Regions from separate parts of the Homo sapiens genome. Here region 2 is linked to region 1. Evidence: chromatin contacts called from ENCODE Hi-C or POLR2A ChIA-PET data. All regions are on one chromosome and are shown on one strand. The core of a region is the stretch at or near the end of the contact, and the rest is flanking DNA. Distances in the headings are between cores, read along the strand shown.

Region 1 (4,860 bases), core at 359-2,858:
TAATGCCAAATAATCATTTTGTCTCTCACAAAAATAATTCCAGCATACGTTTTTCCCAAAACATAAGCCCTATGTATCGGACTACATTCATGCTGTAACCACTGTCTAATTTCCTCTAACAACAATGAACACAAAAACTACAGGAGTACATTTTCATTTCGAAGTAGGGAAGGCAGAGTCATAAGATGGAACGTTAATATCCTTCACTGATAGGATGCAGTGTGATACTGCAAAAGGACCAGAAAAATTGACCTCGTAAAATCATTTCTGAAATCCTTTAAACCTTATTTTAGATTTCAAAGACTTTTAAATGCTTTAAAATCAAAAGCAGCGAAGCAAATGAAGAAATAAACAGTACAATGTAAAAATATAATATCACAGTTGGACGCTAGGAAAGCTGCATAAATCAAACAATTGACAGCCCTGCCAAATTAACTGCAACAGCTAAAGAAAAGTTTGCTGATTTAAGAACTGTATATATGTAGGCATCTGGGACAACCTCTAGGTGTTGCTGTAGAGACCCCCTTCCTAAAGACTGATTTCTTCCCCGGTGTTTTGGCCTCCCCCTCCCCCTGACTGCACTGCAGTGCGCAAAGCCATTATAGACAATCACTTCAAACATATTTGCTGTTGAAAATGCCTCGGAAACTAACATTCTTCAAGGTTCAAGGAGCCAAACAATATTATTTTACTTTTCAGTCCGAATTATACTATAGATGAAGGAGCTAGATAGAAGAAAAGATTAGCAGGGTTCTGTCAAAGCGACCAGGAGGCTGAAGAAACCTCCTGTACCTTCAGCTGCCCCTGAAGCCCTCCTTCCTCCCCAGCCCGCTCTCCATACAAAATAGGACTAAATGTTAAAAGGAATCCTGTGCACGGGGAAGAGGGAGGCGAGCTCGGGAGATGTGGGAGCACAGGGTGGGGCGGCTCCTGCGAGGAGCTCCTGGCTGCACAGGCTCCATCTGATATGTCAGCTCCCGCATCCGAGAGCTGATGAGAGATGGAGGGAGCTCAGAAGAAAACCCTGCGAGTGTCGGGGGAGGGGAGGCCTTAACATTCGGATCAGATTAACCAGTGCTCAACCGCAGTGCCCGCGCCGGCCCCTCCGCTGATCCGCAGCATCCGAAAGCCGCAGGGCGCGGGGGCCTGTGGGGCCGGGCCCGGGAGCTGCGAGACCAGGGGCCGGTGACCCCCCGCGGGGGACCGAGCGAGGATGGGGAAGTCAGCGGCTTTACCTGCGATGGACCAGGTCCAGCGGTAGAACTCTACCGTGTCGTTGAGTGCCGTGGACACTACGTTTAGGACACTACCCGGCTCCGAGTCCAGGAGCCCCATCGCGGCGATGAGCGGGCGCTGGCGGCAGGAGAAAGCGGAGACCCAGAGAGAGGGCTGACCCCGGAGGCGGTGGCGGCCGACGGGGCGAGCGGCGGCCGGGAACCCCTCTAACGGCGGCGGCCCGGCTGCGTCTTCTCCTGCTCCTCAAGGCGCCGCGGCGGCGGGGATGCGGCAGAAGGCAGGGCCAAGCGGAAGGCGTCGTCAAGGTTCCCGGGAGAAAGACGAGGAGGTGGAGGAGGCCCAGCCGCCAGCACAGTGCGCTGCACCAGTCTGCAGCCTCGCGCAGCCGCCCCTCCAATCTCCTCAGCCGGCGTCACGTGGCCGCGCGCGGGGGCGGGGGGCCGGCCGCCCCTCCTCCCTCCCTCCCTCCCTAGTATTGGGACTCGCTGGCGTAGGGATGCTGCGCTCAAGGGTGCGACGCCAACTGGGCTCGCGCAGGCGCGCGCCGTCGAGCGGGAGCGGGACACCTGGGCTCCTCCTTGGCCCCTCCCCGCACAAGTCGCCTCATTAGCCTTCCCCGCCCCTGTCCCGGGCATCGGCCCCTGCGGAGGAGTTCACCGCCTCCCCACGGGTGATTTCTTATCCGCCCCGGATACGTCCTGGGAAACAGGACACGGGAAGAATGGGTGTTCTGTGGGCAAAGATGAGGTAGGCGTGGTGCTTTGGTCCTTACCTGACACTCACCTCGATTTCACTTGTGTTCCTGTTTCTTTGACCTCCACCAGCACATGCCTGTCACCATGACAAGAGAAGTGCATGTGTTATGCCTCTGAAGAAGTGAAGGGTATTTGTCTTCCATGCTTCAGCGATGGAGAATAGACTTTGGGGTCGACCCATGAACAAATCAACATATAATTGCATGAATGCTTGCATGTGTTTTGTAGACTCTTTTACTATACATGGAATGAACAAAGCAATATAATTGTGCTAAATTAGGCCATTAGTAGTTCAGAGAAGAGGGAGAACCGAGAGGGGCTTACAGGTGAAGTCCGCTTGAACCTGAAGAAGTTGAGGTGAATCTGAAAAAGATAATCGCTCAAGAGGCAAAGGGCAATTTAGTGTAGAGAGGAAAACAAAGTAATTGTGGCTATTTTGAAAAATTGTTTAGATAAGGTATAGGAGAGCCTACCCTTGAAAAGTAAAAAAAATACAGTACTTGGAATTCATAATTTGATGGTTTCTCACATAAAACAAGATTTTTGAGAATAGTCCTTTCATCTACTTGTTTTTTAAATGTGTCACCTACTTGTTTAACCTTTTCTCCACTTGCTCATTTTGGATGCTACATTTTAAAGACCAGTGAGTCAAGTGTCTTATTGTTCCTGCCCTTTCACACTGTTAATGTGAATACTATCTTTTATCATACTGAAATGATCTATTTCCCAATTGACCTGGTTATATATTGTCTATATTTTATATTGGAAGCATCCTAGATGGTAAGAATTATTTTTGGTTGCTTGATGAGTACCTAACCCAGTGCTATAAACAGTAATTAATAAATATTTATGATGACAAAAATATAACATGTCTTTCAGAGAATAATAAGGATTATTGTGAGTGGCAGGAACTTTATTGCCGAACTAAAGCAAACACAGACTTCTTTAAATGCCCTATTCTTGAAATTAACCAAATAAAATGTTAATTTATTAATTTGTCAAATATATTTGCAAATCTAAAGTTTTCTGGATTGGAATGACAATTTCTCAAGTCTCAATCCTAAATTATGTGTAACAGATTCTAGTAGCTATATAAAAAAAAGAAATCCAGTCAAGTCTCTTCATTTAGGGAGTGGATAAATACCCATTCATTTACAGTGATGATCTAACAAAGTTCGGATTAGTTCGAGCTTCACCTAAAAATTTGATTACTATTTCTATATTGTGGAATCCTGGAGTTTTTAGGGAGAACAGATCTCTACCCATACTTCCATTCACACACGCAAAACTGCAGCATAATACTTAATACAAGGAGAAATTGTTAAAACAGCTTCAGGTATTTCCCTGGTATTTCTTCTACCGTGGAGGTCAACTTAAGTCCCTATTCACTAGGGGGTGCCAGTCACGTATAAGAAAATCATAGATGAGATAACCTTCAGCTGGGAATGGCGGTCACACGGATATCACCGTGTCCACACTCCACCTGTAAGAGTAGAATGTTTATTTACATTTATAAGCTGTCTAAACATATACCAAGAACCAGAACATAAAACTTACCCAATCTGGAACCCTATTACCTGGCATGAATAAGTGGTTTGTAAATACCAGTGACTGCCCAGAACCAAAGCCTACCTTGTTTAGTTGTGCAAAGGGAGGGAAACCCGCATGTCTGCCACCTAGAATAACAGCCATCTAACCAAAATCTTGGTAGCATCATAACAGAGTAAAAGCAAATACAAGCAACAACAGCATCTGCAAACTTTGAGAACAGAGTTCTTTCATGTGGATCAAATGCAAATAGGATACAGTTACCTACAAAACCTAAAGGAGAGGACATTTTATCATAAATTTTTTTGTATAAAATAGCAATATTTTTTTCTTTTTAGAAACAGGGTCTCACTCTATCAGCTAGGCTGGATTGCAGTGGTGTAATCATAGGTTAGTGCAACATCGAATTCCTGGGCTCGAGCTATCCTCCTGCCTCATCCTCCTGCCTCAGCCTCCTAAATAGCTGATAGAGAAGGAGGACTGGCTGTGTTGCCCCGGCTGGTCTCAAATTCCTGCCTGCAAGCAATCCTCCTGCCTTGGCCTTCAAAACCACTGGGATTACAGGAGTGAGCCACCACACCCAGTACAAAATATTTTTAAATGTCCTACAGTCCATACAAGGTTAGCAACATAAATCAAGCTATCCATCTTTTTTTTCCTAGTCCACCTTTCCATGTTGGTAATATTGTCAGCAACCTCTGCTTTCAAAGAAAAGTGAACCTGGAAGCCTGTTGAGTCAGGAGTAAAAAGAAATAACCTAATTAAAGAGTTGTAGAGAAAGACTTTGAATCTTCTAGAAGTAAATTTTGCTACATGGATGCTACTTAGAGAAAATGGAGAAAATTGTTGATAACACTAACTACTATTAGTTCCAGTCTTTTGTTTTATTCTGCTCATTACTCCTCCCCCACGTTATAGCCATCATATAACACAGGTGCTTGACTAACTTGGAATTACAATGTTTTCCACGAGATATGTTTCATTCAAACTTTTAAAGATGTTTACCTTTTTGTTAGCTTGTATGAATTATTTTTATTTTATTTAAATGGACATAGATTATCCTGATAATACATTAGCACAGATAAAATAACAAAAAAAGAAACAAAATGAAAATCCCCCCTATAATTTTGTCTCCCATTCTAAATAAATTTTACATGCCTATATAAGCCTTTTTTTCTTAACACAGATGGTTTTTTAAAATAATGCTACTCTATAATCTGCTTTTTTAAAAATTTAATACATCAGGAATACTTTTCAACGTAATACCAAGTACTTAATATTCCATTATATGGATACACACTCATTTATGTAGCCATTTACC
Region 2 (4,329 bases), core at 404-2,903, 390 kb after region 1:
TTTTATATGAACTATATACATTTAGTTTACCTAAGTTTATTAATAAATAGTATCTCTGGGCATTTTTAATTTTATATTTTATACTTAACTATGAAAGTATCCAGAACCAGATTCCAGTCACTAACTACCTCTTCATTAATGGATCAATGGTTTTATCAGATTTATTAGAAATTTGTCTATACTGAGCATGTAATATGTACTTTGTGAAAATAGGTATAAAACTGGGCTCATCTTATCAGCATACCATTTACCCAATTATGGGAGTAAAAAAGGAGGCATGTGTATTTTTCCCCTAATTCTGAAATGTCTCCCAGTTCTTGAAATTTGAATGTGAAAATGTGTGCATGCAAATTAAGACATTCAATCTGAAAGACTTCTTTGTATAAAATACTAACCAAATTTAAAGTTGAACCATAGGGTAAATATAGTAGAAAAGTATATTTTGAATTCTGAATTTTATTTCCATTGGATACAAACAATAATTACAATTGCTAGATGTGTTTTAATGAATAGTTTGAACTCATCATGCTAGCAAAAATCATCTGCATATAAATAATAGGGCAATTTCAAGCAATTTTTTCTTACTTAGGTCAGATATTCCTGCCAGAAACTTGTTTGCTTTGTTAATTTGTTCAATTATTAAACTTTGAGAGTACAAAGATAAATTTACTAATGGGGTTCAATTAACAAATTTCTGATTACATTTCCCTAATGATGATAGTATAGAACATTTATTTCTGCTGTGCTTTATTAGTAAAATTGCAGTGATCTGGTGACTGGAATTAAACTGCTGAAAAATGACTTGGTCTGATTTATTCACTGAGCAAAACCAAGCTTTAAAGGCTGTGTTGCTATGGCACCCAAGATTAACTGTTAAAAAAAAAAAAAAGTTTAATTTTAGTAAAAACATTGGTACATCTCTTTTGGCATTGTGTAGATAAAAATAGATTCCCCCCTCCCCCTTTTCTTGTCTTTTTTATGTTTAGCAAGTCCTTTGCATTCTTTTAAACATACACTAAAAGAAATTTAGCATATTTAAAGAGAAGGGAAAAAGCAGTAAAATAAAACTGTTTTATCAAAAGATTACAATTTGTAAAATAGCAAATATTTCAGTCATCATTTTTTATATGTATATATATATACTTTTTATTTTGTCTAATTTAATCCTTTCAAAAACTGTCTGGCTTCTCATACTTTTTAGAAAGATGGTGCCAGAGAGGGAGAAATCACTCTATTCTGGTAGTTTCGTTTTGTAATTAGTCTTCAAACTTAAAAACAGGTTGCAAAATTGGGACAGTAACAAGTTTTAGGAGAAATCTTAATGTAGCTCTAATCTTTCAAATTCTAAAAGAATATGTTTTCTGTTTCGTGAGACAAAAGAATTGTCTGGTTGCTTTAGCCAGGATTGATTTCTGTCTTCAGAACACCATTTGGTGGTGTTAAGACTGCTAGATGAAGAATTTTGTGGGAAAAAAAAAAAAAAAAGAAGAAAAATTGAATGCTTTGTATGATCATCAAAAGCCACTTTTCAGGAGTATTTTACATTTCTTGGTGCCAAGCAAATCAGAAATCCTACCTTACAGAGAGCGATTTGTTCATGAGATGACCCAGTGCTGCAAGTCGCTTATGTTTATCATTATGCTTCCACATTCTAAGGAAATTCCACTTTCAAACGTTGCCGTCAGTGCTTTCTTCTATAGGAAGAATTTGAACTATAAAATTTGAGAAGCTTCAGCGTCTGTGGAAATTTGAGAGCATTGCCTTTTTTCCTCTTTATTGAATGTAAAGTGTTTTAACAAAAGCATGGTAGCCCAGTACATTTTAAATGTCAAAACTTGCACATAGTGTATCTCATAAAGAATTTAAATTTTAGACTTTGAACTTTTAAAGCCTCAAACATCTTTAGAGGCTGACTACAGCAAATAAACAGAATGTTTTGCAGAGAGATTTAGTGAAGAAAATTTTTTTTTGCCGTTGTTTCTCACAGTGCTCTGCAGGTGAAAATGGTGAGGAAACTTTGATAGTTCAAGACTATGCAGGGGAGAATTTGAAAGCAGAAACAAGCTTTTACAGATTTTACCTGGAAAAACAAAGTGGTTTATATGAGGTGCTAGTTCTTACCTTTATGATTGCTAATTTAGATTTTATAAAAATTGAAATGAGTTAATATTTTAAAATATTTAAGTATGGTCTCTGGACAACAATAAGCACAGTGTACTTTTTTAAAAAGTGACTTTATGTAAGATTATAAATTACAGAAATGAGTTGTCACTTCCCTGTTGTTACTTATTTCTGATTTTAAAATAGCAAAATTTATAAAGCTATAGTTTTGAGAAAATAGTAATTCATATTCTTAAAATTGTTATAATCTCTAAATTAATACATAAATTATTGATTTAATGTTAAATTTTGATTTTAAAATTTATTTCAGTTTCTATAGGTAATATATTGAGGTTCTGACAATTTTATATTAATGTATGATTTTATTCTGACACAGCTGTTGAATTTGAACTACTAATTATTTCTAAGAATTTGTTAATACCATTCTCCAACTTTGTTTTAGGCAGCTAGATTGTATCCAGGGAAACCCATTTAGATCAGAAATAACATTTCGTTCTAACTTCAAAAAATAAGCATCCACTTTAAAAATGGAATCTGAATTTAAATAAAAATCCTAATTTAGGATTCAGTTCCATTCTTTAACTAGCGGAAAGAAATCTTAGCAAAAAAAACCAAAAAAACAAAAAAAAACCAAATTTACCAGATTGCCAGTAATTTGCATTAAGGAGGAAGAGATGGATTTTTTTTTAAGTCAGCAGGCATTGAAGATAGTTCAGTGAAGTTAAGTAATAGAGATCTCAGATTTTAATTTAGTCAAGATTATGATTTTACATAGAAGCACTGTTGAAATAGGCTTGATAATAATATTTTAAGTGTTATACAAATCTGGATGAAATTATATTATTTACTGTCTTACTCATTGGTTCAACTGTGTTTTAAAAGTGAGAGACCTTATATCAATGAGTGTTTGTTCTGTGCATCTCATGTGCATGGTGTTAACAAAATAAAATAAGCATACTTCTAACATTTGGGGGAGCATCCTATTAGTTTGGGGGTAGGTTAGGGACTCTGCTTTCCAAATAATTAATTTGATAGATCCATGCTCTTGAAAAATTGGGTACATACTATTTTTAAACTTTATTTTTCAAACATGATATGTATTGTTTAAAGCATTAGCTTAAATGAAAAATAATATTTTACATTCGTAAAGTTCTGTTTATTTAATTCAGTAATGAAATTAATTTGGAGTTGTTGGCATACTGCCTTCACAGGTTTCTGTGACTCATTTGCTGAGAAAGTGTGATTCAAGAGACCAGAATCATTTTTTTCTCATTTGCTAAAACTCATGTTTTGACTATGGGCAAATGTTCATGGCAGATTTAAAACAAATTTAAAGTAAATATTCTGTGATAATATTTGGAAGCTGAGTGATGTCTAGCCTTACATAACTAGGACAAATATAAATCTGTGAGTTCACGGACTTCAAAAGTATCAACTATACATCATTTTAGAATACTGGTTTTGTTTTTCTCATATTCTTAGAGTTTAACTCTTATACTACTAATTATGACCTCTAGAAGGTAATTGCATTTAGAAGCAGAATATCTGCTGTTTTATTAATTTAATAATTAAGGACTAAATGGTGTTCCAATTTAGGTTTAAAAGTAAGCACATTCACACAGCATTTAAAACTATTTCTTAATGTTTTTTTCCTAGAGAAGAAATGATAGCTCCATGATCGCTATATGTTCTGTTCAATACTCATTATATTTATAATTTATATTACATATATATTTATCCATTATATTTATAATTTAGTCCTGTCCAAATAAAATATATTCTCATAGTTAAGTGTGTTGTGGTAGTATAATGATTACATGAAATAACCTGGACCTTGCTGTTTGCAAAGTAATTTAAATGTTTATTTTCTGAGTTGCTACTTGGAAATTAAGTTGTGGAGTGATGTTTCTCATTGGTCCAAGGAGCAACATAAAATCCTGATTTATCAGATAATCCTACAGGAAACGTATGCCTGTTTTGACTTATGATATGTTTCTTAGTACAATGTCCTGCTTTTCTGGCTTTCCATTAAATGTTTAGAAAAATTAGTTAATAGTTTTGCAGGAAAAGAAAGGAAATTTATCAGTCTATACCAGCTATATAAGAAGTAGGAACATATATAAAAGACCTATAATTTTCCGATCTCACTTTGAACTTTTCTTCACAGTTTTCCAACTCAAGATGGTATATAGTCTTGCACAATGGGCT

What was found. A loop is a pair of places that touch in the nucleus more often than their neighbours do. ChIA-PET counts read pairs that join two places held with the same protein, here RNA polymerase II (POLR2A). Pooled maps may share reads with other maps.
Region 2: a loop to region 1 is called in a map of Calu3, with 6 times the contacts of the local background. The contact joins the enhancer-like site here to the promoter of ELOVL4 in region 1. A Hi-C loop is called at or near these places in 2 of 168 maps with a recorded cell type or tissue (Calu3 and IMR-90), 2 of 37 single-sample maps with no recorded cell type and 12 of 50 pooled maps. POLR2A ChIA-PET finds 5 or more read pairs at or near these places in 1 of 52 experiments (CD4-positive, alpha-beta T cell).

What each region holds. Positions count from the first base shown.
Region 1 is chr6:79,945,945-79,950,804 of GRCh38, forward strand. It overlaps ELOVL4 (ELOVL fatty acid elongase 4), which reads right to left and starts at 1,609. Exons shown (of 6, transcript NM_022726.4): 1 at 1,236-1,609. The coding sequence starts at 1,335. LOC124901350 reads right to left here and starts at 3,689. Exons shown (of 2, transcript XM_047419628.1): 1 at 3,624-3,689; 2 at 1,443-2,067. The coding sequence starts at 1,871. The coding sequence ends at 1,443. LOC124901351 (a long non-coding RNA gene) reads left to right here and starts at 1,861. Exons shown (of 3, transcript XR_007059656.1): 1 at 1,861-1,983. RefSeq lists a silencer at 1,669-1,718.
Region 2 is chr6:80,333,763-80,338,091 of GRCh38, forward strand. All of the region lies in intron 9 of BCKDHB (branched chain keto acid dehydrogenase E1 subunit beta), which reads left to right. Among named protein-coding and RNA genes, the nearest start is that of BCKDHB, 230 kb to the left of the region's middle. Within about 2 kb of position 1,654, at least 2 of the 41 ENCODE cell types and tissues checked have a DNase peak (open chromatin) inside an H3K27ac peak, as active enhancers do.